Linked DNA regions of Homo sapiens: region 1 is linked to region 2. Evidence: read pairs that join two places in POLR2A ChIA-PET (ENCODE). Cell type or tissue: Panc1. All regions are shown on one strand. Links, peaks and the distances in the headings refer to the core of each region. The heading gives the core; the rest is flanking DNA.

Region 1 (16,642 bases), core at 5,682-8,181, 51 kb before region 2:
GATGGTAAGTTTCAAATACTCACCCTGCTTTTCCTGAGGTCCCACTGTGGTTTGTAGAGGTTCTTAATCTTGATGGAATATTTTTTAAAACTTTCGCAGAATTACCTACTTGACTCTTCAGTCTCCTCTTTTCAAATTGGAAATTATTTAATATAAGTGTACTCTCCTTTCCTTCTTGCATTGCATTTTGTAAATGTTTTTCCAGTCAGGTGCCCAGGTATGAGTTCCATAATCCTTATAATGCTTAAAAAAATTATTTTTCAGCCAGGCATGGTGGCTCATGCCTGTAATCCCACACTTCAGGAGGCGGAGGCAGACTGATCACTGGAGGTCAGGAGTTCAGGACCAGCCTGGCCAACATGGTGAAACCCTGTCTCTACTAAAAATACAAAAATTAGTCGGGTGTGGTGGCAGGTGCCTGTAGTCCCAGCTCGTTGGGAGGCTGAGACAGGTTAATCGTTTGAACCCAGGAGGCAAAGGTTGCAGCGAGCCAAGATCGCGCCATTGCACTCCAGTCTAGGCAACAAGAGCATGACTCTGTCTCCAGAAAAAGGAAAAGAAAAAAAAAATATTGGCCAGGAGCAGTGGCTCACGCCTGTAATCTCAGCACTTTGGGAGGCCAAGGCGGGCAGATTACTTGAGGTCAGGAGTTCAAGACCAGCCTGGCCAACATGGTGAACCCCTCTCTCTACTGAAAATACAAAAATTAGCTGGGCATGGTGGTGCATGCCTACAATTCCAGCTACACGGGAGCCTGAGGCGGAAGAAATGTTGAACCTGGGAGGTGGAGGTTGCAAATTCCATCTCGTTTTTTTTTTTTTTTTTAATTGTTAGCACATCTCTGCTGGCAGGAACTTATGCTTTCTTTACCCAGAAATCTTGGGCATGTATCTTTAAAATGTTTAGTAATATAGAAAAACAGCATTTGTATCTTTGTAATTTAAAGGAGCTTCCTGCAATATGGACTAATCTCATTTTGATGTTTCAGTTTTCCATGTTAAAATTCCTTTGCACTTCCCTCCTTTCATGTGATAAAACATTTTAAATGGTTTGTTTTCAAGGCATGATAAATCTAAGTACTGGCAGCTGGCCTGCAAATGTAGCAAACTGCACAGCTCATGCACCTAGGTCACAATAAGCGAATAGAATGTAGAGGAGGGGTCAGCCCATAAAAGGGAAGAAAGTTTCGTAATTGGGAAATCAAAATTTAAGCAGAGAAGGAGATGGGGTATAACCTTATAAGGGGGATAATAAAACTTCGGCAATGTCCAGGAAGATTGTAACCCCATAGTACTCAACCAGTGAGGAACTGGTGGAGGGACTTGTGTGCTAGAAGATAAATTACCTGTTGTGACTGTCCCGGTGTGCCTGCCCACCAGACACCTGATCTTGCAAGACCATTATTATTATTATTATTTATTTTATTATTTATTTATTTTTTGAGATGGGGTTTCACTCTTGTTGCCCAGGCTGGAGTGCAATGGTGCGATCTTGGCTCACGGCAACCTCCGCCTCCTGGATTCAAGTGATTCTCCTGCCTCAGCCTCCTGAGTAGCTGAGATTACAGGCATGCACCACTATGCCCAGCTAATTTTGTATTTTTGGTAGAGACGGGGTTTCTCCATGTTGGTCCGGCTGGTCTTGAACTCCCAACCTCAGGTGATCTGCCTGCCTTGGCCTTCCAAAGTGCTGGGATTACAGGCGTGAGCCACTGCACCTGGCTAGACCGTTATTAAAAAGTCTCACGTTTGCTGTTCTTCGTGCCTCTAAGTCCATTCTTTGGGTTTGTACAGTGAGTGTGTTTCTCATTTCACGTCCCCCCCCCCCCCCATATTTTTTATAGCTATATTTGAGCTGGGAAACCTGAGGAGAGGTTAGATATAAGAAATTCTAGGCTCACACCTGTAATCCCAGCACTTTGGGAGGCCGAGGCAGGCGGATCACGAGGTCAGGAGTTCGAGACCAGCCTGGTCAAGAGACTAGCCTGGCCAATATGGTGAAACCCTGTCTCTACTGAAAAAAAAAAAAAAAAAATTAGCCAGGTGTGGTGGCAGGCGCCTGTAATCCCAGCTACTTGGGAGGCCGAGGCAGGAGAATCGCTTGAACCTGGGAGGCGGAGTTTGCAGTGAGCTGAGATTACACCATTGCACTTCAGCCTGGGCAACAAGAGCGAAACTCCGCCTCAAAAAAACAAACAAACAAACAAAAAAAGAAATTCTAGAGGAAGAGAATAGACCCTTGATTTGGATGGGAAGATCAAATGGCTCATGCCTGTAATCCCAGCACTTTGGGAGGCCAAAGCAGGCGGATCACGAGGTAAAGAGATAGAGACTATCCTGGTCAACATGGTGAAACCCCATCTCTACTAAAAATACAAAAATTAGCTGGGCGTGGTGGTGCACGCCTGTAGTCCCAGCTACTCGGGAGGCTGAGGCAGGAGAATCACTTGAACCCGGGAGGCAGAGGTTGCAATGAGGAGCCAAGATCATGCCACTGCACTCTAGCCTGGTGACAGAGCAAGACTTCATCTCAAAAAAAAAGAAAGATCTTAGGGAGTGGTAAGAGGTGTAACATTTTAGTTTGCAAAGCAGAGATGGGGATATTTCAGATGGATACAAAAAATAAGACTAAGAGAACATACTTTCTAAACTAAGAGGATAATCTGATTCTAAGATTAACTTTTCTTAAGAAAAATTCTGCTTTTCAGCAGCTACATTGTTTCTATAGTACTTAAAAACTAGTTTTGTATACAGAAATACAAAAGAAACCTTGTGGATATCTCAGAAATTTTGTACAGATAGTCATTACTGTAATAGTATATGTGTGTTTGTGTTTTTCCCTCCAGAATCTCCCTGGAAAAGGAGACATGAATGTCTGCAATGATACTTCCTGACAAGAAGTTGATACAAGAAAAGGAAAGGAGATTAACAGCTAGTGAGCAGAATTTCGAACAGCAGGATTTCGTATTTTTTGCTTCCAACTGCACACTTCCGTTGCCCACTTTTAAATCAGAGATACCTACACTCAAAACCCAGACAAGGCAAAAGGATACTTTTCTTGTATATTTTTTGAGATCGAAGAAACGACAATGTCCAGGAAACAGAACCAGAAGGGTAAGATTACATGTGGGCATAAATTGTTAAAAGCATAGTTATAATGATCCCCATTTATAGCTGTATATTTAAAAACTGTCCTTCTAATGTGTTTTGAATGGTTTTACAAGTATTTATGGATATTAGATTATCGCTTTGTGTATTACTAGTCTGGGAATTAATTCATATAACAATAGCTTTTCTACTCACACAAACTTAGCAAATTGTAATATGCTTAACAATCTTGAAGATGCATTTTTGAATACTGAACATATGTTAGGGAGATGTGTTAAGAGGGCTAGCTTGCTGCAGGATATTCTATGTTGTTTGAGTTGGCATTTTTCTAGAGAAAGGCAGTGGAGCAAGAGTAAATGTTTCTGGGTTTTGTTTCCTTCTTTAGCTTTCCTTCCGGGAATGTTCTTCTAGCTTCTTATCTAAAGTGAAATACAAGGTGCAAAGAGTCAGGAAATAGAAGGGTAGTTATAATGGAGGGAAGGACAACAAAGACTTTGTAAAACCTTTTTCTACTTTTCTAGAATAGCTGCAAAAATTTCAAGGGACAAAGTGAACAACAGCACTAGAACTATTGTACATAATTGGAATATATTGATTAAAAGAATGATCATAGATATCTTGGCGTTTTCCCCTCATTCAATTTAATTTCCAGTTCAAAGTTAATGTTCTTTAATTCAAAGCAAAGCTATTCATAGATCCAGGTCTCACATGTTAAATATGAAGAAAATTCTTTTAAACCTAATTTTGACTTGATAATTCAAAAACCTTATAAGAAAGTAAATAAACCAGATTTGTAGTTGTAGCTTCATTGTGTAGTAAATCTATAGGAAGAATCTGAGCTCTAAGGAATGCTTAGATTACTAAAGCTGAACTGTTCTGTGGAATGAAATTTACCAACGGAAAAGTTTTTTTTAATAACCCAAGTTTGTTTTTTCTTAGTTGTTATAATTCAGTTTGTTTTTTCCCAGTTATGCTTGAAACATTGAGCATCTGTTTTCACCCTGCAAATGAGAAATACTATAGTAAAAATAGGGTTCTGGAAAAGTTGAGCATTTAATTTTTCCAAAAAAAAAGTTAACTTCAGCAAATTACTTTGACCTTTTTAAAACTAGAGAGTCTTTATTTCATGTCTGTGTTTTGCCAGAGCTGTAGAAAAAAAGTATCATTGTGAAGCAGGATATTTCCCTGGCCCCTTTGCAGGAGTCTCTCCTTTACTCAGCCTGCCTCTCTCAACTCCTCACAGGAAGGAGAGCGCGAGTGAACAAGGAAGGAACTGGAGGGCATGAGTGCTGGAACCGGCTGGCTGCTTCAGTACCAGCAGGGGTGAACTCTGTGTGGGCCCCGTGGCAGCATCCAGGCTGTGGGGTGCCTGTGACCCCCGAAGCTCCAGAGGGCATGTTACAGTGCTCTTCTGGCTCTGCCATTTGTGGACGGCTTAAGTGTTAACAGCTCAGTGGGCCCTTTCCCCCCGTGTGTGGGGTGGCTGCCCTCTGCCAGCAAGGGCAAAGGGCCAGTGTGACAGCCTTTTGTATCTGCACTCGTGGCTCCTGAGCTCTTGTCTGGTGTCCAGGAAAAATGAGGTCACACGAATGAATTGAAGGATGGTAAATGCGGGAGATTTTATTGCTGATGAAAGTGGCTTTTAGCAGGAAGGGGAGCTGAAAAGGGGTTGGTGGGGTGCGGGTAGATAATCTTTCCCTGAAGTCCAGCTGTCTCCAGCTAGTTTTTTCTCCAAAGTTACACCATCAAGCTGTCCCTCTAAAGTCAACCCACTTCTCTCCGACATCCTGACGTCCAGCTAGTTCTCCTCTCTGCCAGCTGAGTCTGGGGTCTTTATAGGCACAGAATGGGGCAGGGTGGGGCCATGGGTGGTTTAGGAAAAGGCAACAAACAGGAAAACAGAGATATAAGTTCTCACATTGGGCCAAGGTTTCAGGCATTTTGGCTTGAGGGTGGCGTTTTAACCGGTGACCCACCCTTTTCTGCCTAGAATTTCTCTGCCTCCTGTCCCCATCAGTTGCTTTTTTCTAATTACTATAAAATGAATTTAAATATTAACTATAAAAGAATTTAAATTTTAGACTACAACATAGGCCGGGTCTGGTGGCTCACGCCTATAATCCCAGCACTTTGGGAGGCCGAGGTGGGTGGGTCACAAGGTCAGGAGATTGAGACCATGCTGGCTAACACAGTGAAACCCCGTCTCTACTAAAAATACAAAAAAAAAAAAAATTAGCCGGGCGTGGTGGCGGGTGCCTGTAGTCCCAGCTACTCAGGAGGCTGAGGCAGGAGAATGGTGTGAACCCAGGAGGCGGAGCTTGCAGTGAGCAGAGATCATGCCACTGCACTCCAGCCTGGGCAACAGAGAGAGACTCTGTCTCAAAAAAAAAAAAAAAAAAAATAGACTACAACATAGACACTAAGTGCTTACCAGTTTTGGTTGAACTTAGCCTAGATTTACACTTAGTTGGAAACAAAGTAAAGCTTATGTGTTGTTGGGACTTTCTCTGAAACAAATCTATGCATGTAATTCATTTGCATGTCTGATATTTGGTCCCATGACATATAAAATATTACAACATTTCATTTATTCATTTATACGTTTAAAGTGTCATTGCTTTGGGTTTTAGTAGTCTAATCTGTAAATACACTGACTTTATCAACTTGGTTATACTACATTAAAAAGAAGGGTCTATGGTAGTCATTGTTCTTAGTGGTATTTCATTTACAGGCTCTCATTTTGTAATGAGTTATGTTTTTATTCAGCAATAGACCATGTTTTCATATTTTCCTTTTGTCAGTAATACTTGTAAATTCCTTATTTAATGAAATACTTAGTGGAGTTAAACTTGAACAGCTTAAATTAAATTAAGTCAGTTTCAGTTAAAACTATTGATTACTCCAAGCCTATTAGCCAATATCTAGCAGAAGTCAGAGCTGTGCTTCTTAGAGTGTGGGCTGTAGACCCTATTCCTGTCTGTGAACTGGAGAAGTATATAGAAATGAAGAGTGTTTAGGAACTCTTTGATAGTGATTTGACAGTGTGGCAACATCTAAGCCCTTTTAAACACAGTTTTATTGAGGTATAATTTAAATACCTTAAAATTTGCCCAAGTGTATAATTTGATTATTTTTAGTAAATTTATGGAGTTGTGCACCATCACCAAAATCTTGTTTTAAAACACTTTCCGACTGGGTGTGGTAGCTAAAGCCTATAATCTCAGCACTTAGGGAGGCTGAGGCAGGAGAATGGCTTGAAGCCAGGAGTTCAAAATCAGCCTGGACAACATAGTAAGACTCTGTCTTAGCCAGGTGTGGTGGCTCACGCCTGTAATCCCAGCACTTTGGGAGGACAAGGTGGGCAGATCATCTGAGGTTGGGAGTTCGAGACTAGCCTAACCAACATGGAGAAACCCTGTCTCTGCTTAAAAAAAAAAAAAAAAAAATTAGCTGGGTGTGGTGGTGCATGCCTGTAATCCCAGCTACTCAGGAGGCTGAGGCAGGAGAATCGCTTGAACCCGGGAGGTGGAGGTTGCGATGAGCCGAGATCGTGCCATTGCACTCCAGCCTGGGCAACAAGAGCAAAACTCCATCTTAAAAAAAAAAAAAAAAAAAAGGACTCTGTTTCTACAAAAAATAAAAAAATTAGCCAATTATACTGACACATGCCTGTTACAGTCCCAGCTATTTGGGAGGCTGAGGTGGGAGGATTACTTGAGCCCAGGAATTTGAGGCTACAGTGAGCTATGATCACTACACTCTAGCCTGGGTGACAGAGCGGGACCATGTCTCTTAAAAAAACAGAAACAAAACCCTCTTTTCCTTATCCCCCAATATTCTCTTGTTTGTGATCAATTCCTGCTCCCTACCCCAGCCACAGGCAAACATTGATCTTCTGTCACTTTATTTTTGCATTTTCTAGAAATTTCATATACACATATTAGTACAATATAGATATTATGTCTGGCTTCTTTTCACTTAGTGTAATGTTTTTAAGGTTCCTCCATATTGTTGAATGTGTCAGTAGTTTGCTCCTTTTTACTACTAAGTAGTCTTGTTATAACACATTTATCCATTTAACAGTTGCTATTCATTTTGGATTGTAGTTTGTGCTGTTATGAATGATTGTCAATTATGTACATTTGCTTACAAGTCTTTATGTGGACATGTGTTTGCATTTCTCTTGTGGAGGTACTTAGGAGTGGACTTCTTTAACTTTGTAAGAAACTTCCAGACTGTTTTCCAAGGTGGCGATACACAGTTTTACAATCCCACCAGCAGTGTATCAGGATTTCATATTTTCCATATCCTCACCAACACTCGGTATGGTCAGTCTTTTTTTTTTATTATTATAGCTATCTTAATAGATGTGTAATGGTATCTCATTGTGGTTTTGATTTGTACTTCCCTAATGACTAATGATGTTGACCATCTTTTCATGTGATTATTAGCCATTTATATTTTTTTTGGTGAAATGTCTGTTCAAATTCTTGATCCATTTAAAAGTTTTGGAGTCTTATTATCGAATTCTAAGAGTTCTTTGTATATTCTGAATACAAGTTCTTTATCAGGTACATGATTTGTAAGTATATTCTCCCATTCCATGGCTTGTCTTCTACTTTTCTTAATGGGCCGGGCGCGGTGGCTCACAGCTATAATCCCAGCACTTTGGGAGGCCAAGGCAGGTGGATCACCTGAGGTCAGGAGTTCAAGACCAGCCTGGCCAACCTGGCGAAACCCTGTCTCTACTAAAAATACAAAAATTAGCTGGGTGTGGTGGCGGGTGCGTGTAATCCCAGCTACTTGGGAGGCTGAGGCAGGAGAATCACTTGAACCCGGGAGGCGGAGGTTGCAGTGAGCCAGGATCACGCCATTGCACTCCAGCCTGGGTGACAGTGTGAGACTCCATCTCAAAAAAAAATTCTTAATGGTGTCTTTTAAAAAGTAGAAGTTTTAAATTTTGATGAAGCCCAATTTATCTTTTTTTTTTTTTTTCTATCACGGATTGGGTTTTGGTATCGTGTCTGAGAATTCTCTGCCTAACTCAAAGTCAGAAAGACTTTTTCCCAGAAGTTTTATAGTTTTATCTCATATATTTTAAAGTCTGTGATCCTGTTTGAGTTAGTTTTTTTGGGTTTTTGGGTTTTTTTGAAACGGAGTCTCTCTCTGTCACCCAGGCTGGAGTACAGTGGAGCAATCTCAGCTCACTACAACCTCCGCCTCCCAGGTTCAAGCAGTTCTCTGCTTCAGCCTCCTGAGTAGCTGGGATTACAGGCGCCCACCACCACGCCCGGCTAATTTTTGTATTTTTAGTAGAGACAGGGTTTCACCATCTTGGCCAGGCTGATCTTAAACTCCTGACCTCGTGATCCACCTGCCTCATGCCTCAGCCTCCCAAAGTGCTGGGATTACAGGTGTGAGCCACCCCGCCTGGCTGAGTTAGTTTTTATATGAGGTATAAGAGTCTAAGTTTACTTTTTTGCATATGGATATCCAGTTGTTACAGCACGTTTTGTTGACGAGGCTATCCTTTCCTCCATTGAATTGCCCTGACACCTTTGTTGAAAATCAGTAGACCATGTGAAGATTTATTTCTGGACTCTGTTCTGTTACATTGATGTATATGTCTGTCTTTATGCTAGTACACTGTATTGATTAGTATGGCTTTATAGTAAATATAGTTTAATAAGTAAGGAAGATACATCCTCCAATGATTTTCCCCACAGAATTTTTTGGGCTATTTTGGTTTCTTTACATTTACATACAAAATTTAGAATCAGATTGTCAGTTCTTACAAGAATATCTGCTTGGAATCTGATAGAGAGTGCACTGTATCAGTAGGCCAGTTCATGTAGAATTATCATCTTAACAACATGGAAGCTTTCAGTCCATGAACTTACTACTATATCTCTGCATTTATTTAGATCTTAATTTCTCTCAGCAATGGTTTACAGATTTAAATGTACAACTCTTGCATTTTTCTTAAGTTTATTGTTAAATAATTTGTTCTTTGTTTTTTTTTTTTTTTTTTTTTTTTTTGATGGAGTCTCACTGTCATCCAGGCTGGAGTGCAGCAGCACAATCTCGGCTGACTGCAGCCTCTGCCTCCCAGGTTCAGGAGATTTCCCCTGCCTCAACCTCCCGATAGCTGGGACTACAGGCCCACACCACCATGCCTGGCTAATTTTTTTTTTTTTTTTTTTTGTATTTTTAGTAGAGACGGGGTTTCACCGTGTTAGCCAGGATGGTCTCGATATCCTGACCTCGTGATCCGCCCACCTTGGCCTTCCAAAGTGCTGGGATTATAGGCGTGAGCCACTGCGCCTGTCCCAGATATGTATAACTCTTTATATTTTCCTGACTGATCTCTGAGTCTAGCACTGGTTAGAAGAAAGCAGACTTGGGGAGTAATTCAAGGTTGGAAGTGGGCTTGTTTGTGATTCCCACAGATTGCTAATGCACTTTACATTGTTCCTAATTTCCTCTGAAGACAGACTCTAGAGATTAGGGAAGGATGAGATCAAGCCATTATAACTTGTTTTATATTTTGGGAGTCCTGATTTTGTCAGATGATATTTTTCTCCTGTATCTGACTATATATCAGAATCATCTTGAACATTTAAAACATCTTTTTGCATCTCTCTCTCTGGGGATGGTACACTAGACTCTTTTTTTCTTTTTTTTTGAGACGGAGTCTCGCTCTGTCGCCCAGGCTAGAGTGCAGTGCAGTGGCGCGATCTTGGCTCACTGCTAGCTCTGCCTCCTGGGTCTATGCCATTCTCCTGCCTCAGCCTCCTGAGTAGCTGGGTCTCCTGCCTGAGCCTCCTGAGTAGCTGGGACTACAGGCACCTGCCACCACGCCCGGCTAATTTTTTGTATTTTTAGTAGAGACGGGGTTTCACGGTATTAGCCAGGATGGTCTCGATCTCCTGACCTCGTGATCCACCCGCCTCGGCCTCCCAAAGTTCTGGGATTACAGGCATGAGCCACCACACCTGACCTTCTTTTCTTCTTTTCCTTTCTTTTCTTTTTCTCTTTTCTTTTCTCTCTTCTCTTCTCCTTTTCCTTCTCTTCTTTTTCTCTTTCTTTCTTCTTTTTCTTTCACTCTTTTCTTTTCTTTCTTGTTTTTTTTTTTCTTTTTTTTTTTGAAATGGAGTCTTGCTTTGTTGCCAGGCTGGAGTGCAGTGGCACGATCTTGGCTCACTGCAACCTCCACCTCCCAGGTTCAAGCAGTTCTCCTGCCTCAGCCTCCTGAGTAGCTGGGATTACAGGTGCCCACCACCATGCCCAGCTAATTTTTGTATTTTTAGTAGAGACGGGGTTTCACCATGTTGGCCAGGCTGGTCTCAAACTCCTGACCTCAGGCTATCTGCCTGCCTCGACCTCCCAAAGTGCTGGGATTACAGGCGTGAACCACTGTGCCCGGCCTTTTTTTTTGTTTTTGTTTTTGTTTTTGTTTTTTTGAGACAGAGTCTCCCTCCGTCACCAAGGCTGGAGTGCAGTGGTGTGATCTGTGCACACTGCAACCTCTGCCTCTGGGGCTCAGGCCATTCTCCCATCTCACCCCCTCAAGTAGCTGGGACTACAGATACGTGTCATCATGCCTGGCTAATTTTTGTATTTTTTGTAGAGATGTGGTTTCACCATGTTACCCAGGCTGGCCTCGAACTCCTTGGCTCACATGATCCACCTGCCTCGACCTCCCAACGTGCTGGGATTACAGGTGTGAACCGCCACACTGGGCCTAGAATTTTTTTTCTTGCTACGTAATTTTGCTGAGCTATAGAACTTTTGAGAACTGTGGTAATGTGGTATAATTATTTTTAATAGATGTGTTTGAAAGTAACCATAAGTCCACTTCTTTCTTCTTTTATAAGTTCTGTAACCATTTGATTTACATAAAGGAGTACTTAATAAAAATCTTTACAAAGTAAAATAAGGCTGGGTACAGTGGCTTACACCTGTAATCTCAGCACCTCTGGGAGGCTGAGGCAGGAGTATGTATCACTTGAGATCAGGAGTTTGAAACTAGCCTGAGTAACACAGTGAGACCCCATCTCTACAAAAAAATAAAATAAATTAATGGCCAGGCACAGTGGTTCACGCCTGCCATCCCAGCACTTTGGAAGGCCGAGGCAGGCAGATCACTTGAGGTCAGGACTTCGAGACCAGCCTGGCCAACATGGTGAAACCCAGTCTCTACCAAAAATTAGCTGGGCGTGGTGGCAGGCGCCTATAATCCCAGCTCCTTGAGAGGCTGAGGCAGGAGAATCACTTGAACCCAGGAGGCGGAGGTTGCAGTGAGCCGAAATTGCGCCACTGCATTCCATCCTGGGCAACAGAGTGAGACTCTGTCTCAAAAAAAAAAAAAAAAAAAAAAAAGCCAGGCATGGTGGTGTGTGCCTGTAGTCCCAGATATTTGGGAGGTTGAGGCAGGGGAATCACTCAAGCCTGGGAGTTTGAGGCCACGGTGAGCTGTGATCCTGTCACTGCACTATGGGCTGGGTCTCTAAAAAAAAAAAAAAAAAAAAAAGAAAAAACAAAGTAAAATAAAACTTTTCACAGCTGAGAAATATGGGCCAGGCACAGTGGCTCACATCTGTAATTCCAGCACTTTAGGAGGCTGAGGCGGGCAGATCACTTGAGGTCAGGAGTTCAAGACCAGCCTGGCCAACATGGTGAAACCCCATCTCTGTTAAAATACAAATTAGCTGAGCGTGGTGCTGCACGCCTGTAATCCCAGCTGCTTGGGAGACTGAGGCAGGAGAATTGCTTGAACCCAGGAGGCAGAGGTTATAGTAAGCCAAGGTCACGCCACTGCACCCCAGCTTGGGCAACAGAGTGAGATTCTGTCTCAAAAAAAAAAGAAGGAAAAAACATGCAACTCAACACTCTCTCCCTGAAAAATGTTTGATTTTTCATTCATCTCATTCAAAAAGGTTGAACTGTACTTTTTTGACAACTCAAAGACAAGATTTTATTCTGGCTACCAAGTTGTTTCTCCTTTTTTTTTTGAGATGGAGTTTTGCTTTTGTTGCCCAGGCTGGAGTGGTGTAATGGCACAGTCTTGGCTCACTGCAACCTCCACCTCCCAGGTTCAAGTGATTCTCCTGTCTCAGCCTCCCTAGTAGCTGGGATTACAGACGTCCACCACCACGCCCAGCTAATTTTTGTATTTTTAGTAGAGACGGGTTTTCATCATGTTGGCCAGGCTGGTCTTGAACTCCTGACCTCAGGAGATCCTCCTGCCTTGGCCTCCCAAAGTGCTGGAATTACAGGCATGAGCCACCACTCCTGACCCCATTTCTCATTTTTAGGAGTAATTTTTTTCTATGTGAAATAGACTGGTTTTATTGATAGTGCTAGAAATGTTTTGAGCCTTTTGTTCACTTCCACCTGAAGTATTTACATTATTTATATACCATTTTAAGTCTATTATTTTCTCTAAAAGTTAAATTCCAAACTAAATTGTAAATTATATTTGTGGTTTTGGTACAAATTAAAACAATAATAGAGATCAGAGAAAGAAAAATATAACTTAGGAGCAGTTCACCAGCTGGTAAATCAACTGCATTTGCTTCTCATGTACCTTCTGGTTCTTATCTGTTAGCAAGACTTCTTAAATTCTGCCTAGTGATAATCATGCCATAAGATCATCTCCTTCAGTTACCTTTTTTTGAGTGTGTCCCAACCACCTAGTACAGTTAGTTGTGTATGATCTTCTTGAGGAGCAATCAGAAGAGACTTGTGAAATATCATTAGCCTGTTAGCCTTGTTCCAGTGTTTTGTTGCTTACCCATCAAAACTTTAAACTTATATTCAGCATATTTGTTTCTGCCTTAATTTAAGCTCAGACTTCCTTTGTAGCTTCAAGGGAATAAAGAACAATTGTGTGACATCCTCTTTTTTAAAAACTTTGAAGGTAAATAAGAAAGGCAATGTGAACATGAGTAATAGTATAAAACACTGACTGTTAGAACCAAACAAACTCAATTTTTAAATTCCATCTCTGTCACTAGCTAGTTAGGCTGTCCTAGCAAGCTAGGAAATCTCTTTACTGCTCTAGGTCTCCTCTTCCTTTCCTGTAAAATGGCAAGATTGCAGAAGACTTGTATGTAGGGATATCAAGAGGATTAACTGAGATGATTCATGTAGAGCTCCTTCACAGTGTCTAGCAGAATGAAGCACTCATTAATGCCAGCTGCTGTTATGGTGGTCTGTTTAGCCTTTTTCAACTTGAGACCATTTATAATTCCTGTAACTCAGTAGTTCTCACCTGTTAGACCCATTGTTCCCTTTTTATTTATTTTTTATTATTATCTTTTGAGACAGAGCCTTGCTCCATCAACCAGGCTGAAATGCAGTGGCACAGTCAGCTCACTGCAGCCTCAAACATTTGAGCTCAAGCGATCATCCTGCCTTAGCCTCTTGAGTAGCTGAGACCACAGGAAAGCACCTTGCTAATTTTTTAAAAAATTTTTATAGAGACAGGATCTCACTGTGTTGCCTAAGCAGGTATCAAGTTTTAGGTTTCAAGTGATCTTCCTGGCTTGGCCTCCCAAAGTGCTTGGATTACAGGTGCAAGCCACTGTGCCTGGCCAAAATTTGTGTTTTAACCATTTTTAAGTGTATAGCTCAGTGGCATTAGTACACTCCCATTGTTGTACAACCATTACTGTCATTCATGTCCAGAACTGTTTTCATATTGTAAAACTGAAACTCTATACCCATTAAACAGTAACTTACCATTCCCTCCCAGTTGTTGGCAACCACCATTCTACCTACTGTCTTTGTGAATTTGACTACTCTAGGTAACACATATTTAAGTGAGATTAAGCTGGGTGCAGTGGCTCGTACCTGGATTCCCAGTACTTTGGGAGGGTCATTTGAGCCCAGGAGTTTGAAACCAGCCTGGGCAACACAGTGAGACCCTGTCTCTACAAAAAAATTTAAAAAATTACCCAGGGCATGGTGGGGCGTGTCTTTAGTCCTGCTTCTTGGGAGGCTGAGGTGGGAGGATCACATAAGCCCAGGAGGTTGAGTCTATAGTGAGCCAAGGTTGCGCCAGTGCACTCCAGCGTGGGTGACAGAGCAAGACTCTTTGTCTCAAAAGCGCCCCCCAAAACAAAAATTTATTATTGAAAAGTTTAAAATTATAAAAATAGAGGAGTATGAGGAACTCCTATATACCTATAACTCAGGTTCAATAATTAGCTACATATGGCTATTTTTTTTTGTCTGTCTTTCCACCCACCTCCAATGGGTTTATTTTGAAGCAACTTTCTCCCACTATCTTAAGGAAAGACTTTAAAAATAAAACATAAAATATACTAACCAAAATTGAAAAGAATTGATGTCAGTACATTATTACATATAGAATTAAGAACATCTGTTCATTAAAAGGCACAATTAAGAGAATGAAAAGGCAAGTTACAGAATGGGAGAAGAAACTTGGATTATATTTAACAGATAGAGAAATACAACAAATCAATAAGAAAAAGACAACTCCCCTTCCCAGAAACTGGGCAAGAATAGGCATGTCAGGAAAGAGAATATCCAAATGGCTTATTTTATATATTTTATATATATATATATATAAAATATTATATTATATTATTATATTATTCAGTCTCTTTAGAAGCAAGTGAAATGCAAATTGAAACCCTAATGAAATAACTGTAATACTGATCTCATACCAGAATCACTAAAATTGAAAAGAATAACAGGGCCAGGCGTGGTGTCTCATGGCTTTAATCCCAGCACTTTGGGAGGCTGAGGTGGTCGGATCCCTTGAGCTCTGGAGTTCGAGACCAGCCTGGGCAACATGGCTAAACCCCGTCTCTACAAAAAGTAAAAAATTAGCCAGACGTGGTGGCGCATGCCTGTAATCCCACTGTAATCTCAGCTACTCAGGAGGCTTAGGCTGGAGGATTGCTTGAGCCCGGGTAGTCGAGGCTGCAGTGAGCCATGATTATGTCACTGCACGCAGCCTGGGCAATAGAGTGAGACCCTGTCTCAAAAAAAAAAAAAAAAGACAACAACAACCACAACAAAAAACAGAATAATGAAAGCAAAGAGTGTATGGGGAACAATAGAAACTTGGCTGGGCATGGTGGCTCATGCCTATAATCCCAGCACTTTGGGAGGCCGAGACAGGCAAATCACCTGAGTTCAGGAGTTTGAAACCAGTCTAGCCATCATGGCAAAAAACCCATCTCTACTAAAAATAAAAAAATTAGCTGGACGTGGTAACATATGCCTGTAATCCCAGCTACTCGGGAGGCTGAGACAGTAGAATCACTTGAGCCCAAGAGGTGGAGGTTGCAGTGAGCTGAGATCACACCCACTGTACTCCAGCCTGAGCAACAGAGCAAGACTGTCTCACACACACATACACACAAAAAAAAATCTCAAACACTACTAGTGAGAATCTAAATTGGTACAGTGTCTTTGAAAAACTGTTTGACAGTATGTACTGAAGTTGAAGCTACACATATCATATTTAGTTCTATTTTTGTATATATTCAACAGAAGTGCATTCCTAGGTACACCGTAACACTTGTACAAGAATATTGAAAACAGCATTGTTTGTATTGTCCCAAAACTGGAAGCAACCCAGTTGCCCATCACTAGCAGGATAAGTAAGTAATGGCATAATCATACCGTGAAATATTATTCAGCAATGAAAACGAATAAACTGCCTTTACTTGTAAGAAGCTAACATGAGTCTTACAACATGATGTTGAGCAAAAATCCAAATGCACACCAAAAATAAAATGCATACAGGGTTATTCCTTTTACAGATAATGATAAAACTAAACCATAATATTTAGGGATGTATGCTTAAGTGGTATGAATTCAGTGATTGTATTAGTCCGTTTTCCTGCTGCTGATAAAGAAAGGAAGTGGAAGTCCAGAGAGCGATTACCTTTGGTGAGTGGGAGAGGATTGAGAGGGGGTGTGAGGAAGACTTCTAAGTACTAGCAGTGTTTTACTTATTCACCTGGGTAGTAGTACTTGGGTATTTGCTTTGTGATAAATTATCAGACCAGAATCCTTTATGTGTTTGCATCGTACCTGTGTTATATATCACCATAACTTTTTTTAAAAGGACATTTCATTTGGCCAGAACAGGCTTAATTAAACAAGTGTGTTACTTACATAGAGTGTCTCTTATCTTCACAAGTTTAACACTTAAAGCTGCCTTGTGATAATTTTAACAATTAGTTGGAGACAGGAATATTTATAATTGAAGTTGATTATTGACTTCTAAGTCGGTTTAAGAAAAAAGAATCTGACAGGTTTAATTCTCATTGATATGAAGGTTAATGAGTGAAGAGTGACAGATTTTGCAGTGCTGTAGTGTTATGAGAAAGGTCATGGTTTAGTTGGAGACAGAAGCATGCAATTAGGATTGACCTATTCATTTCTGTACTTTGAAGCAAGGTAGATGGGTGGAGAGGGAAAGCATTCACTCTTTTACAGTTCTAAAAGGAATATCCAAAACAAAGTCTTTTATAACAACAAACAACTTC
Region 2 (16,642 bases), core at 9,431-11,930:
AGCTGGGACTACAAGGCGGGTGCAACCATGCCCAGCTAATTTTTCTATCTTTTGTAGAGATGGGGTTTTGCCACATTGCCCAGGCTGGTTTTGAACTCCTGGGCTCAAGCGGTCCTCCTGCTTCAGCCTCCCAGAGTGCTGGGATTACAGGTGTGAGCCACCTCGCCCAGCTCAGAGCTTTTTTTTTTAACGTTAAATCAAGCTTAGTCTTACCGAAGGCTTTTAAGTCCTTACATTTAAAGGCCACATATAGATGCTGAAAACTTAGGAATCATTTTATGAACCAAACTACCTGCAAAATATTATCTCCAAAAATATCTAAAATGTGTAGAAATAAAGGAATGTGCTAATGTAATATGTATTATCAAAAATGTACATAGCACTGTAGTTCTAAATCATTCTTTGGTTTTTGAAGCTTAGTTTGTTGATATCTTGTTTCTACTAGTACTTGACACCATGGTTCTTGATATTTTTTTATTTAAAATTTAACTCTAACCATCTGTGAAAATAATTACAGGTTGAGTATCCCTTATCTGAAATGCTTAGGACTAGAAATGTTTTAGGTTTTTTATTTTTATTTTTTTCAGATTTTGGAATGTCTGCAGAAACTAGTTGAGCATCCCTAATCTAAAAATTCAAAATCCAAACTGCTCCAATGAGTATTTTCTTTCAGTGTCATGTCAGTGCTCAAAAAAGTACAGCTTTTGAAGCATTTTGGATTAGGAATGCTCAACCAGTAATAACATATGAAGAATATTTTACTGAACATGTTCAGTTATATTATTGGATTTTTTTAATCCTGATTTCTTTTCCACAAAGTAGGTATTGTTAATTCTGTTTTACTGAAAATAAATGTATGTCTTAGGTTAAGCAATTTGCCTAAGTTGCAGATCCAATATTTGAATGTATATATTCAGACTTATTAACCTATGATTTTCATCTCATACCTCATTGATGGCTCACTTCCCCACTAAAGCTTGGCAAGGCTAGAGACTGTTGGTACATGTCATATTACAGACAGTTCCCTACTTATGATGGTTCAACTTAATAATTTTCCAACTTTATGATGGTATGAAAGTGATACACATTCAGTAGAAAGCATACTTTGTATACCCATACAACCATTTTGTTTTTCACTTTTAGTGTAGTGTTTAATAAATTACATCAGATATTCAACACTTCATTATAAAATAGGTGTTGTGTTAGATGACTTTGCCCAACTGCAGGCTAATATAAATGTTCTGAGCATGTTTAAGGTAGGCTAGGCTAAGCTTTGATGTTCAATAGGTTAGGTATATTAAATGCATTATCAACTTAAGATATTTTCAATTTGCACATGCCTGTAATCCCAGCACTTCGGGAGGCTGTATTCGTCTGTTCTCACACTGCTAATAAAGACATACTCAAGACTGGGTAATTTATCAAGGAAAGAGTTTAATTGACTCACACTTCTACGTGGCTGGGAAGGCCTCACAATCATAGCTGAAGGCAAAGGAGGAGCAAAGTCACATCTTACATGGTGGCAGCCAAGAGAGCTTGTGCAAGGGAACTCTCATTTATAAAACCATCAGCTCTTTTGAGACCTACTACCACAAAAACAGTATGGGGGAACCACCCCTATGATTCAGTTATCTTCACCTGGCCCCACCCTTGACACTTGGCGATTATTACAGTTGAAGGTGAGATTTGGGTGGGGACACAGCCAAACCATATCAGAGGCCAAGGCAGGAGGATTACTTGAGTCCAGGAGTTCAAGACCAGCCTAGGCAACATAATGAGATCCCGTCTTTACAGAAAGTAACAAAATTAACTGGGCGCAATGACACGTGCCCATAGTCCAGCTACTCAAGAGGATCGCTTGAACCCAGGAAGTGGAGGCTGCAGTGGGCCATGATCTTGCCACTGTACTCCCACGCTGGGTGACAGAGCAAGACCCTGTCTCTTTAAAAAAAAAAAAAAAAATTTCGATTTACAGTGGGTTTATTGGGACATAACCCCATTGTAAGCCGAGGAGCATCTGTATTGTTTCCTCTTCAGCTTAAAGGCTATGTAACAGAGAAACCCCAATGTAGGAGAATTTAGGGACTAAGGAACTTAGTCATTATGAAACAGGTTAGGATGAGAAGCACCAGGATTTAGGCTGAGCCTATGAAAGTATTTTCTAAGTTCAATAAAGTAAAACTATAAGAATACTCCATCTGAATATTCAATGTTCTTTTGATTTTGTGATTCAGAAGGTCCTAAATCACTATTATTCTTAAGTCACAACTTGTAGTGCCTTGTGATTCTGGGATTCTTCAGGTCAGATCAGAGTAGCGGGAAAGGTTTTAAGATTAAAGGCAGGGCCACTGTGGGGTGGGGTTAATTAGAAAATATTTCTTTGGGGAAATGAATCATTATCAAGCTATGTAAAAAGCATGGTATTTACACTGGCGGAAAGGTTGGGGTGGACCACTGCATTTCAGAGATATGAGCAGAGGCATAGAAGGGACACGTAGGGACCACACACAGTCTAGCTGTTGCTATGGGGCAATAGTGAAAGTAGCGAGGGATGAAGTCAGAGGCTGAGGTATAATGAGAGCATTTGATGGAGGGATCTGAATTTTGTTTTTCCTTTTTTTAAAGATTTCATTATTCCCTCTTACTTTTACTATATTGCCCATAATTATAATCGTTTTATTAGATATAAGTAAAACTCAAAATTCTACCACCTTAACACATAAGTAATTTTTATTTCCTGCGTTCCCTTGTGTTCCTTATGTATATTCATACATATTCTTGAATAGTTGTAATCGCAGTGAGAGTGTAATTTCAATGTGATCTTTTCACTTAAAATTAGTTTGATTCATCACTTCATAACTGCCTACACTGTGTTAGTGTGCGTACATGTTTATTTAATAATTTCTGTACAATGAATCTGGAATGTATAATGATTTACCGGTTAATACGATTGCATTTTACTAAAGAGATATTCTGCTGAAACTGAGAAATCAAGATGAATACAAGAATTAAAATAATAATTGCTGCCGCTATTTACTGAGCTCAATTACTAAGCTTTTATTGTATGTCAGAAACTTTTATGTACAGTGCTTCTAATCTATATAACATTATCACTTGTGGTATTACGTTCATGTTATAGGTGAGAAAGATGGGCACAAAAATATTTTACCCAAAGATACTTTTCCACTACACCATTCTTTTGTTTTCTGTCTTACCAGGTATTCCTGTTTGTTTTATTCTGCAGTGTTTACCTTCCTACACCACACGTTTTCATCTTTTTTGGTTTCTGGAGCTTTTAGACATTGGTGTCATAATTCCAGTTTCTTTTTTTTTTTAGACTGAGTCTCGTTCTGTCTCCCAGGCCAGAATGTAGTGGCGCAATATCGGTTCACTGCTACCTCTGCCTCCCGGGTTCAAGCGATTCTCCTGCCTCACCCTCCCGAGTAGCTGGGATTACAGGCGTGTGCCACTACACCCGGCTAATTTTTGTATTTTTAGTAGAGACAGAGTTTCACCATGTTGGCCAGGCTGGTCGCAAACTCCTGACCTCAGGTGATCCGCCTGATCCGCCTGCCTTGGCCTCCCAAAGTACTGGGATTACAGGCATGAGCCACCATGCCCAGCCAAAATCACAGTTTCAAATGAGGATCTGGTCAGCCACTCACTAAGGGGGCTTAACACCCCAGCCATTTTTATTTTGTTTTATTTTAATTTTTATGTTTTTGGAGAGACAAGATCCCACTTTGTTACCCAGTCTGGTCTTGACCTCCTGGGCTCAAGTGATCCTCCTGCCTCGACTTCCCCAAGTGCTGGGATAGCAGGCATGAGCCACAGTGCCTGGCCCTGGCTCAGCCTTTTTTTTTTTTTTCTGTAGCCAACTAAAAACTTGAGGCCAGGTGCAGTAGCTCACGCCTGTAATCTCAGCACTTTGGGAGGCCAAGGCGGGTGGATCATCTGAGGTCAGGAGTTTGAAACCAGCCTGACCAACAAGGTGAAACCCCATTTCTCCTAAAAATACAAAAATTAGCCAGGCGTGGTGGCGTGCACCTGTAGTCCCCACTACTTGGGAGGCTGAGACAGGAAAATTGCTTGAACCGGGGACGCAAAGGTTGCAGTGAGCCGAGATCATGCCACTGCACTCTGGCCTGGGCAACAGAGTGAGACTCTGTCTCAAAAAAACTTGAACAACATACTCCTTAGCAATACAGATTGTTACTGGTTCTTTTTCCTTAAACAGATTATAAAATATCATCATTGAGTCACATGATCTCCTGGATTAGCTTATAACTGAGGTGCTTTTGACTATTGGAAAAGGAAAGAAAGGTTACTCCATTGAAAGCCTGTCACATGAGAACCGTGGCTTATGTTCACGTTCTAACTTCTTTTTTTTTTTTTTTTTTTTTTTTTGAGACAGAGTCTCGCTCTGTCACCAAGGCTGGAGTGCAGTGGCATGATCTCGGCTCACTGCAACCCCTGCCTCCTGGGTTCAAGCGATTCTCCTGCCTGAGTCTCCCATGCAATTGGGATTACAGGCGCACGCCACATTTTTGTACTTCTAGTAGAGACAGGGTTTCATCATATTGGCCAGGCATCATCTTGAACTCCTGGCCTCAAGTGATCCTCCGGCCTCGGCCTCCCAGAGTGCTGTGATTATAGGCGTGAGCCACTGCACCTGACCTTTTGGGGAGGCTGAGGTGGGTGGATTGCTTGAGGTCAGGAGTTCAAGACCAGCCTTGGCAACATGGTGAAACCTGTCTCTACTGAAAATACAAAAATTAGCCAGGCATGAGTGGTGCACACCTGTAATCCCAGCTACTCGGGAGGCTGAGGCACGAGAATCGCTTGAACCCTGGAGGTAGACGTTGCAGTGAGCCAAGATCACGTCACTGCACTCCAGCCTGGGCAACAGAGCAAGTCTCAAAAAAAAAAAAAAAAGGGAAGGAAAAAAACTATTGGCAATTCTCTTTTTTGGTTATTTTATATGGAAAGAGGAAACCGTCTTCAAAGAAAAAAAGGCGTCTGCATTGGCTTTGCTTGAATTTTTGCTTGGTTGGTTAGTGGAATTAGAATGAATAGGTTTTAAGGCCATTTATGGTGGCTCATACCTATAATCCCAGCACTTTGGGAGGCCAAGGCGAGAGAATCAGTTGAAACCAGGAGCTCAAGACCAGCCTGGACAACATAGTGAGACCCCCGCCTCTATAATTTTTTTTTTTTTTTAAATTAGCCAAGTGTGGTAGCACACACCTTTAATCCTAGCTACTCAGGAAGCTGAGCAGGAGGATTGCTTGAGCCCAGGAGGTCAAGGATGCAGTGAGCTATGATTACACCACTGCATTCCAGCCTGGGTGACAGAGCAAGACCCTGTCTTAAAAAAAAAAAAAAATCGTCCAGGTACAGCGGTTCATGCCTGTAATCCTAGTACTTTGGGAGGCTGATGTGGATGGATCGCTTGAGCTCAGGAGTTTGAGACCAGCCTGGGCAACATGGTGAAACCCCCATCTCTACAAAAAATGTAAAAAATTAGCTGGGCATGGTAGCTCGTGCCTGTAGTCCCAGCTACTTAGAGGGCTGAGGCGGGAGGATTGCTTGAGCCCAGGAGGCGGAGGTTGGCAGTGAGTCTTGATGGTGCCACTGTACTCCAGCCTGGGCGACAGTGAGACCCTGTCTCAAAAAAAAAAAAAAAAAAGATTCTAAGTTTTGAGCAAATAAAATTGTGTACAAATGTTTTCTGACAGTATTATTGAATGGTTTTGACTATTATCCCTTGAAATAATTGACCTGTGGAATTGTCAAGAGTTGTGTTTCCATTTTAATATTATTTTTCCAATGCAACAGTTATAAACAAATAATTAACAATTTTTTGGTACCAATGAATTATTGAAGGCAAGAGCTAGAATCTCTAACTGCATGTTAGATATCTGTATATTAATTAGAGGACTTGCTTCAAATGATAGACACAATTTGTGTTAGAGATATCAATGGGGATGCTTCAGTAACAGCTATTCTGAGCAACTAAATTATGCAAAAGCTTTAGGATAAATTGGGTGGGTGCAGTGGCTCATGCCTGTAATCCCAGGCAGGCAGATCACTTGAAGCCAGGAGTTTGAGACCAGCCTGGCAACATACCAAAACCCCATCTCTGCTAAAAATAGAAAAATTAGCTGGGCGTGGTGCCACGTGCCCATAGTCCCAGCTACTTGGGAGGCTGAGGCAGGAGAATCACTTGAACCCAGGAGGCAGAGATTGCCATGAGCCAACATCATGCTATTGTACTCCAGAGCGAGACTCCATCTCAAAAAAAAGAAAAAAAAAAAACACATCTTATAGAATAAGTCGAGCAAATGTGAACATGGTAAGGAAGTCCTGAAAAGGAAGGAAGGAAATATAGAACATTTAGTTACCAGTCTTTTTCTTTAGTAGCAGGAAGCAGTCATCCAAATCTATCTTTCATGATTGAAGAAAGGATATGGAAATTCTCAACACTGAATAAGGCCCAGGCTTAATAAGAACTAGTGTTGTTCCAAACAGGTTCCCAGCAATATTTAGCTGAATTTCATTAGCAGTTTTAGAATCTAGTCTGCCAGATGCTTGGTGCTTATTATGGCATATTTCCATTCAAGAAAGCCTTGAGAGAAGCTTAGTACCCTGAGGTATTGGAGTGAGCAAGGTAATAGAGAGTCTGAATGAGCCTTTCATCACTCTCTGGGAGGACTCATTGCTTGCCTTTCTGGCATCTAAAAACCATTACCTCACACCACAGGTACTTTTGAACCTCTTGGCCACACATACATACTGGAACCATTGTTTAGCTCAGAAACAGATGGAAAACTTTAGCTTAAGTTTCTGTGTTAAAAGTTGTGTTACAATAGATTATTGTTTTTAATTGTAAAAAATGCCTATGTTGTTATCCTTACACCTAACCTACTTTCCACTTTGAACTTGTCCCACCTTCTCCATTTATTTTGTGATGCCAACATTTCACTAACTTTTTATTATTAAAACTTTCAGATATATAGAAAAGTTGAAAGGATGGTATAATGACAGTGTATTTGCTGTGTGTGTGTATAATATTTTGGTGGAACCATTTGGAATTTGCAGATGTAGATGACATGTCACCCCTAAATGCTTTAGCATAAATAACCTAAAAATAGGTCATTCTTCTATACAACTATAATGCCATTATATAATTTACTTTTTTGATGTGCTTTTAATAAGAAATTTACTATTAAATTTTGACATTCATTTTTGTATTTTAAAGATGTAAAAATTTTAATGGAGAATTATAAGTGCTGATCAACCTTTTCTCTGAGAAATATATCAGCATCAGTTAACTAGTAGATTCTCTTGTTTAACCCTGGGCTGACATCATAGGACTTTTCACTAGATGTTATCAATAGATGGCAACATGACAAACAACAAACAAAAAGAAACAGAAGTTCTTACTGCTTTTCATTGTTTTTTGGCATGAAAACATAAGCTAATATATGTATTTTAATTTTAATTTTTGTGGGTACATGGTAGCTGGATATATTATAAGCTAGTTTTTTTTTAATGGAGGGGTTATATGGTTGTCCATGCACAGTCCTATGAATTTCTTGTGATCACCGAGTTAATCAAAAACAAAGTTTATTTAAATGAACACTAGTGATTCTCACAGGGAAAAAAAAATGCTATCAGAATGTACTAGCACAAATTTCCACAAAAAAGCCTGATTGTGTTGATGCAGACCTTGCTAAAAGTGTCATCTGACATTCTACTTCTCATAATAGATTGTAAGCTGCAAAAGGCTTACTTGTTTGCTGTAGTCTTTTAATAAATATTTTACAAGCTTTGTCAGAGAAAAAGGATTTGTCATCTGATGGACACAGCGTCTGCATCTTAAGGTGATTTGGCAACATAAGAGAGGTAATGTCAAACTGTAGGCCTGGCAGCTCCTGTCTCAGTTGTGCTTTTGTTTTGTCTTTTAGGTATTCCAATGCTGCTAGAGTTCTTGGAGCAAAATATTGCCAAGGTTTGGGAAATGCTTTCTTAGCAAAGTATTGCTACCCCACAATAATTGTATCTTCTCTCCAGTTTGATGCTTTTGGATTAATATGTCAACCAAATTTGTTTAGTTACAAGTCTGTTTATTAACATCATGCGTAACGATTATCAAACCTATGTTCTCTGGCACTTCCCTATAAAAGATTTGCTCCTTGAGGAAATGACCCTGCCTTAGACATTTTTGTATGTCTCACACTATAGTCTCCACATTAACTACTTTGTGCTAACATAACTATGTATTGAGCTAAATTGAATTAGAGCGAGAGAGAAAGAGTGTGTGTGTGTGTGTGTGTGTGTGTTTGAGTGTGATTACAACCAGAAACAAGAGTGGAACTTTTATTTACCCTGTAGTTATATTCCCCTTCAAAAGGAGAAATCAGAATGAACTCCAAATTTGAAGAAAGTTGGAACATTGCATGTTTGTGCAAGTATTAACATTCTAGATTTTTTTTTCTTTTTGCCACCACAAAGCAAAACCGATATGGTAAGGAAAATTATTTTCATCCAGAGGTTGAATACTAGGGTACTACTGTCTCCTTATACATTGAAGGCTGTGGGCTCTTTTATAACAACATGGAAAAGCTTTATGTGCCTATAAACCATTTATATTTGCAGTGGAAAAAATTCTAATTGCCTATTTAATGTTCTTTTTCTGTAAAAAGCCTACCAGAAATCTGTAATTCCATCCTTCCTAGTTACTATTATGTGTTTCTCAGAAACTAGCACACTATATGTCTATCTTTTGACTACTTTGCATTCTAAGTACTAAAATGTAAGTGGACTTGGTGCAACCATGGTCAGCTGTTGAAGACATACAAGTCCTAATCATGGATAAATTTACTATGCCCTAGTGGGGATATTGCTTGGTAAAAATTAATTAGATGCAAGGCCATCAAATTTTATAGACCAAAATATAAATATAAAAAGTATGAGTACAGGCCGGGCGCGGTGGCTCACACCTGTAATCCCAGCACTTTGGGAGGCCGAGGCGGGCGGATCACGAGGTCAGGAGATCGAGACCATTCTGGCTGACACGGTGAAACCCCATCTCTACTAAAAATACAAAAAAAATAGACGAGCGTGGTGGCGGGCGCCTGTAGTCCAAGCTACTCGGGAGGCTGAGGCAGGAGAATGGCGTGAACCCGGAAGGCGGAGCTTGCAGTGAGCCAAGATCGCGCCACTGCACTCCAGCCTAGGAGACAGCGAGACTCCGTCTCAAAAAAAAAAAAAAAAGTATGTGAGTACATACATGGTTAAGTAAGTAATTTCCACACGGACTTTTGCTTTAGCACAGCTTACTAAAAAATGTGTTTTGTAGCTTGCTACTGCCATCTGCTGGTTCTCAACTCTTAGACGTCTACAATTGGTGTACTGCTGCAATGTACCAATATTGCAATATAAAAGGGAATTGGGTCTATTTATTTTATTTATGGGAAAATCTTAAAATATTCTTTGTTGAGAGTAAGACATCAGAATTTGTATGTGATCCATACAATATTATTTTTTAGTATGCTTTTAGCAAACAAACTCACTGGTCTTTCTTTACTATTAATAATGTGCTAATTTTGTATTTGAGTTTCTGATCAAACTTTTTATTCCTTTGTCATCTTTTCCTAGTTTAATGGATCGAGAAGTGGCGTTGCTTGCTGAAATGGACAAAGTGAAAGCTGAAGCAAGTAAGATGATTGATCTTTAATTAAAGCTATTACCTTCATAAATAGTAGGTACCTACTTCCCAACCCTTATAACAAAAGTTCCATATAAATACCATAATAAGAGTTTATATATTTAAATAATCTTAAGCAGTTGCACTGTACTGGCATATGAATCCTTTCAGGTGAAATAACTTTAAAGAGCCTGTTTTAAAAATATTTCCAAATCTTAATATTTTGAATGCAGAGTTCAGTGTATAAGAGACTGCATCACGGTATCTGCCACCAGGTTTTTATTTTATTTTGTTTCTTCCTCTAGTGTTTAAGCAATTCCACTGGGATTTTTTCTACTTGGAAAAAAACCTTTAGCATAATCAGAGAAGACTTCATTAGGTTGCCTACGATTGTATGTGTATACTCCTATCATTACCTATCTCAGAACTTTCTTTGTTTTCTCAGTTTATAGAACAGTCTTCACTCAGTGTCTGTTATCAATGGGTAGGGGAAAAGTTAGAGAATTGAGGGTTCAAGATACCAGGTTTCTTGAAAGCTTACTAAAATAGATTCTGGAGGAATGAAGTCTAACTTTGGTGATTTGTGGGGTTTTGTACAGAAAAAACAGATACCTATTTTTTGATCATTTCTGTTAAGTGTTAGGTTAAACATACACAGCTACACGAAGACAAGGGAATACCAACTGCAACTTGTACAATGGCATTGATTTGAGGCATTTCGGTGGCAGGTTTTATCTTCCTGCATTGAACGCCAGATTAATTATTAGGAAAGTTGTTTATTTTAACCCACCCCCAAACTGGTAAGAATAGAAATGCTGGGCTAGGTCGAGATCATGACTCACAGTTAAATCACTTGTGTGTGTGGTCACGGGCCAGAGGATGCAGCTTTGAAGCACTGAAATGACTTCAGCTTTGGTCCATTTTAACTTGAAAATTTGAGAATGTAGCAGAGATGCCTTCCACTGTTTTTCAGAGGTGAGATTTCATTACATTGAGCAATATATTTTGAGTTTCTAAATTTGACATTTCAGTCCATTATTTTATCTGTATATTCTCTTTTTGAAAATGGAAATGCAGATAAACTAAAACCACTAAGAAGACATATTTCTTAGTTTTGAGAAGAAGGTCCTTTTAGGCCAGGCGTGGTGGCTCACGCATATAATCCCAGCACTTTGGGCGGATCACCTGAGCCCAGGAGTTTGAGACCAGCCTAGGCAACATAGTGAAACCTCGTCTCTACAAAAAATAAGAAATAAGGCTGGGCGCAGTGGCTCATGCCTGTAATTCCAGCACTTTGGGAGGCTGAGGCGGGCAGATCACGAGGTCAGGAGATCGAGGCCATCCTGGCCAACATGATAAAACCCCGTCTCTACTAAAAATACAAAAATTAGCTGGGCATGGTGGCACACGCCTGTAGTCCCAGCTACTCGGGAGGCTGAGGCAGGAGAATCACTTGAACCCAGGGGGCAGAGGTTGCAGTGAGCCGAGATTGCGCCACTGCACTCCAGCCTGGCAACAGAGCAAGACTCCATCTCAAAAAAAAAAAAAAAAAAAAAAAAAAAAATATATATATATATATATATATATATATATATATATATATATAAATCAGGCATGGGGTCATGTGCTACATGTAGTCCTAGTTAGTTGAGAGGCTGAGGTGGAAGGATCACTTGAGCCCAGGAGGTCGAGGCTGCAGTGAGCTGTGATTGCACCACTGTACTCCAGCCTGGGCGATAGAGCAAGACCCTGTCTTGAAATTAAAAAAAAAGAAGGTGCTTTTAAGAATATTAATACATCTTTTATATTAATAGAAAATTTTGGCCGGGTGCAGTGGGTCACGCCTGTAATCCCAGCACTCTGGGAGGCCGAGGCGGGCTGATCACGAGGTCAAGAGATCAAGACCATCCTGGCCAACATGGTGAAACCCTGTCTCTACTAAAAATACAAAAATTAGCTGGGCATGGTGGCATGCGCCTGTAGTCCCAGCTACTCGGGAGGCTGAGGCAGGAGAATCACTTGAACCCAGGGGGCAGAGGTTGCAGTGAGCCGAGATTGCGCCACTGCACTCCAGCCTAGCGACAGAGCAAGACTCCATCTCAAAACTAAAAAAAAAAAAAGAAAAGAAAAGAAAATTTCAGATAGCGAGGCTAATGTAACAAATTCCCATCACTCAGCTTCAACCAATTATCAATTTGTGGCCAATCTTATTTTATCAAATTCAGAGCTCAAAGTTTTACTTAACTTCATCAGTTTTATATCTTTAGCTCTTTTCTCCCTGAAAATCCTGGTTCTCAATGATATTACTCATTTACCAATGCTATCAAGAGTAATTACTCATTTACCAGTGCTATCAAGAGTTGCTTTTTGTTTTTTACATATTATAATTTTATTAAGTAACTGATAGGTTTGTAGTATTTCAATCTTTTCCAGTGTTGTATAATTAGGTCCTATGAGTTATCTGTTACGTGTAGAAAGCTTTTTATTCACCTCATTTTTGCCATTTTGAGAGCTATAATTTTGTCATAGAATCACTGAATGCTAGAGCTGAGAGAAACTGAAGTTGATACAAATGGCAAATAGGTTTTATCTTGGGACCTAAACCAATAGATCATTTGTAACTGTTGGGCTTTGGCGTTAAGAAACTTTTGTAGGCATGCTCCTGACTCCTGAGAAAGTGGGCCCTGATTGATTAGTGTGACTTGGGTCTAGGCAGCCCATGTGTGCATCTCTGTGGCAGTTGGGCTGAGTAAACTTGCTAAATACATCCAGCTCTCTGTAATACCTGGTGTAACTCTTTAAAACTTCTGTTTTTTTCTGACGTGAATTTGGCTAATTCCTCAGTGTGTTACAGGATTCTATGTATATCAGTTAGGGATTGAGTTTGACTACATGGAACAGAGTGGCCTAAATAAATGTGAGTGTCCTTTTTTCTCAGAAAATGAAAAGTACAGAGGTAAGCAACCCAGGGCTGGCAGGACATTTCCCAGATGACATTAGGGACCCAGGATCTTCTGTTCTTCTGCCCAGCCATTCTGAGAGTATGCTTATGGTCAAAAGACAACTCCCTAGGCTCCAGTCGAGAAGGAGTAAAACGTTACATGCTAAGACTCCCTTAAAACGCTTTCCTGTAAAGCCTGCCCTTTGAGTTCTGCTTATATCTCAATGGGGAAACTATATCACATGGCCGTTTCATCTGTAGCAAAGCCAGAAAATATAGATTTTTTTTTTACCCAATTATGTTGGTACCCAACAACATTGGATTTCTGATAGCCCTGAATGTTCCTGAATGTAGTTGGAAAGACTGTGTTCCATCAGCTAATGGTCTTTGCTACAGTCCTCCACTACCCAGTATCCCTCTTTTTTCCAAAATGAGAATATGTTCACCACCTCCTCAATAGCAATACCTCCAAAGTCTCATCTAGTTAGTTAATATTCAGCTGAAAGGCCAGGTCTTCAGAGTGATTTCAGATCTTCCAAGGATGGGGTCTCATAAATTAAAAGAAAGGCTAAATGCCCCCTTCTCCCATATTACATAGTTGGAGAAAGAAAAGGATAATTATAGTAAAAATTCCCACTTGGAAAAGCAATGATCAAATCTTGCTGGATGGGAAGGAATAGCAGAGTCCCTTCCCTGGTAGTAGAGAACATTCGTTGGGTGGTTTATCTGCTTCCTGGGAGGATTTCTTTGGTTTTGTTTCCACTGTAGCCCCTGTCTCTCTGGGAGATTTTTATTGTATGTTCTCTGCCATGACCATATCCAAGTTATATATCAGAAAGCATGCCAGAGAAGGTGGTTCTTAAAAGGGTGTAACAATCTAAATACCCATCACTAGGGAACTCGGTAAATAATTGTGGTATATCCACATACTGGGTGGCTGTTAAACAGAATGAAGGTGATCCAGATGTATTAATAGGGAATAAATTTAAAGATATATTAAGTAAAAATAGCTAAGGTAAAAGAAAGACCATGTGTATGATATACTTCCATTTGTGAGAAGGGAAAAAAGAGAGCTACATATGTATGCATGTTGTATGTACATACACAATATTTGGATGTGTACGTAAGAAATGGTGAACAGTCGTTTCCCCTGGAGAGGAGACCACAAAATCAGAAATAAGAGAGATGCTCTTTTCATTTTATACCCAACTTACTCTAGATGAATATTTTTTATTATGTGTACATATTTCCTTTTTAATTTATATGCATCTTGATAAAATTTTTTTGACTGGAAGGAGAAATAACAATGATTTATGAGTGTTTGTGATTTATAAAAAATATTTACCACTTAACTGCCTTCAGAGACCCAATGGAAGGTAGAGACCAGACTTTTGATATTTTCATTTTCTGGGTGGATAGGCAGCTAAGCCTTTGGCTGACCAAATACCTACTGCAAGGCTTATATTTCTAGTTCTTCTTTATCCTATTTAGCAGCAACATAAGGTTCACACTCACTTTTCCTCTACAGTGGAAATTTTGCTCAGCCGACAAAAGAAGGCTGAACTTCTAAAGAAGATGACTCATGTGGCTGTTCAAATGTCAGAGCAGCAATTGGTTGAGCTCAGAGCTGATATCAAGGTAAAACTTCTTTCTGCTTTCTGCCTTTCTTCTTATCCTCAGGGGCTAAAGTAAGAAATTTTCATAATTCATGGCCATATCTAATATATTAAACTCATGATCTTCCTTTCCCAAACCTGGCCCTCTTCCAAGTCCCTTTCTCTGTAAGTGGTATTATCATCTACCCAGTTGTCCCAGCTGGAAACCTTAGGAAATTTCTCCATTTCCCACCTTAAATCTGTCAGCACACTCCATCCATTTGACTAAATCTCAGATCTGACCTTATCTCTTCATCTCCACCACCACCATTATGATCAGGTTACCACCATCTCTTGCCTGGACTTCTGTAAGAGCCTCTTAACTGGTTCTGTTCATCCATTCTGTCTCTGCCCCACCCGCCCCACCCTCCATGTATGTTCCCCACACTACAGCAGTCTGCTTCAAACTTTCTGTTGCTTTTAGGATGAATACTATAATCCTTAATCCGGTCTGAAGGACTGTGCAGTCTTGCTCTGCCATTACCCTCAGTTCATACCATCCCCCCGGTCCTCTGCCCTCAAGCAGAGGCTGGAGGCTTCTACACTCCACAGACACACCTGCTTTTCCATCTGTCCAAATGCTCTTCTCCCTGCCTCCAACTACAGTTACCACTATTTTTTTTTTTTTTTTGAGACAAAGTCTCGCTCTGTCACCCAGGCTGGAGTGCAATGGCGTGCCATCTCGGTTCACTGCATCCTCCACCTCCTAGGTGCAAGCAATTCTCCTGCTCCAGCCTCCCGAGTAGCTGGGATTACAGGCGCCTGCCACCACGCCTGGCTAATTTTTTTTTTTTTTTGATTCGGAGTTTCGCTCTTGTTGCCCAGGCTGGAGTGCAATAGCGCAATCTCAGCTCACCGCAACCTCCGCCTCCCCGGTTCAAGCGCTTCTCCTGCCTCAGCCTCCCAAGTAGCTAGGATTATAGGCATGCGCCACCATGCCCAGCTAATTTTTTTATTTTTAGTAGAGATGGGGTTTCTCCATGTTGGTCAGGCTGGTCTCAAACTCTCAACCTCAGGTGATCTGCCTGCCTCAGCCTCCCAAAGTGCTAGGATTACGGGCATGAGCCACCACGCCCAGCGGCTAATTTTTATCCTTTTAGTAGAGATGGGGTTTCATGATGTTGGCCAGGCTGGTCTTGAACTCCTGACCTCAGGTGATCTACCCGCCTCGGCCTCTCAAAGTGCTGGGATTACAGGTGTGAGCCACCGCGCCCGGCCCAGTTACCACCCTTGACCTCCTCATCCTTCCTGACTTCCCCATCATATCTCCTCATTCTGTGGTTTCAGAGCGTAGTTATGACTTTATGTGCATTGGTTACTTTGTCTTCCCCACTAGATAGTGAACTTCACAGTGGCAGGCAGGAGCTCCTGTCTCTCCAAGTGCCTAGCACAGCACCTTGGCATGTACTTGGTCTTCTGTAAATAGTTGGTTGACCAATTCTGATTTTATAGAGAAAAATTATCTTTGAGATGTTTGTTATAATCTATTTATAACAATTACTTGGGTTCAACATTTATACCTTTTTAATTTTTTTTTTTTTTTGAGTCTCGCTCTGTCATCCAGGCTGGAGTGCAGTGGCGCTGTCGCCACTCACTGCAACCTTTACCTCCTGGGTTCAAGCGATTCTCGTGCCTCAGCCTCCCAAATAGCTGGAATTACAGGCATGTGTCACCACGCCCTGCTAATTTTTGTATTTTTAGTAGAGACAGGGTTTCACCATGTTGGCCAGGCTGGTCTCGAACCCCTGACCCCAAGTGATGCACTCATCTTGGCCTCCCAAAGTGCTGGGATTACAGGCATGAGCCACCACGCCTGGCCAAATTCTTATATAAAGAACAGTGTTTCTGAGACTAAGCATGTGAACCTGAGGGAAATTGGGATATTCACGGATGGTTGTGGTCATTGGCATTCTAAATAATTGCTTATAAACTGCAAGCTGTAACAAAGGGAGTTGGCCTTCTCCACACCTGTGCCCTTTACCTCTTCTCTTTCTGAACACATAAGATTTATTGTCACACTGAGAGAACACTTGCTGCAGAGGCTGTACAACAGTCTCTCTAAAATAAAAACAGAGGTGGAAGATCATCCAGGACCTTACAGGGATCCTTACTATCGTCTGACCCAGTGTTAGACCTGTGGAGTGGTGTTGTTCTCTCACTGCCTCCCCTTTAATTCTATTGGGGTGAACTAGCCAAACCATGCAAATGTTCAGTTACTGTTTTCTGTTTAACTAAAACTATATGATTAAATTTTATAGAAAGGCCTCCTCACATTGATGCCAGTCAGTCTCATTCAACTCTCGGGGAGAAGCCGGAAACCCCTTTGCAATTAGA

Evidence for each region. ChIA-PET counts read pairs that join two places held together with the same protein. Peaks named below come from ENCODE experiments on the same cell type or tissue, not always from the same donor. Only the 100,000 strongest peaks of a DNase experiment are listed, where the experiment ranks them.
Region 1: POLR2A ChIA-PET joins it to region 2 with 5 read pairs; 9 of 35 experiments call an interaction of 5 or more read pairs at or near these places.

Annotation. Positions count from the first base shown.
Region 1 is chr12:49,457,925-49,474,566 of GRCh38, forward strand. It overlaps SPATS2 (spermatogenesis associated serine rich 2), which reads left to right. Exons shown (of 14, transcript NM_023071.4): 3 at 2,846-3,113. The coding sequence starts at 3,089. Among named protein-coding and RNA genes, the nearest start is that of KCNH3, 73 kb to the right of the region's middle. In Panc1, for the core only: no CTCF peak of the experiment used is centred there; no DNase peak of the experiment used is centred there.
Region 2 is chr12:49,504,892-49,521,533 of GRCh38, forward strand. SPATS2 (spermatogenesis associated serine rich 2) reads left to right here. Exons shown (of 14, transcript NM_023071.4): 10 at 9,664-9,722; 11 at 14,182-14,291. Among named protein-coding and RNA genes, the nearest start is that of KCNH3, 26 kb to the right of the region's middle. RefSeq lists a silencer at 8,936-9,114. In Panc1, for the core only: a CTCF peak has its summit at 9,588; a DNase peak (open chromatin) is centred at 10,550.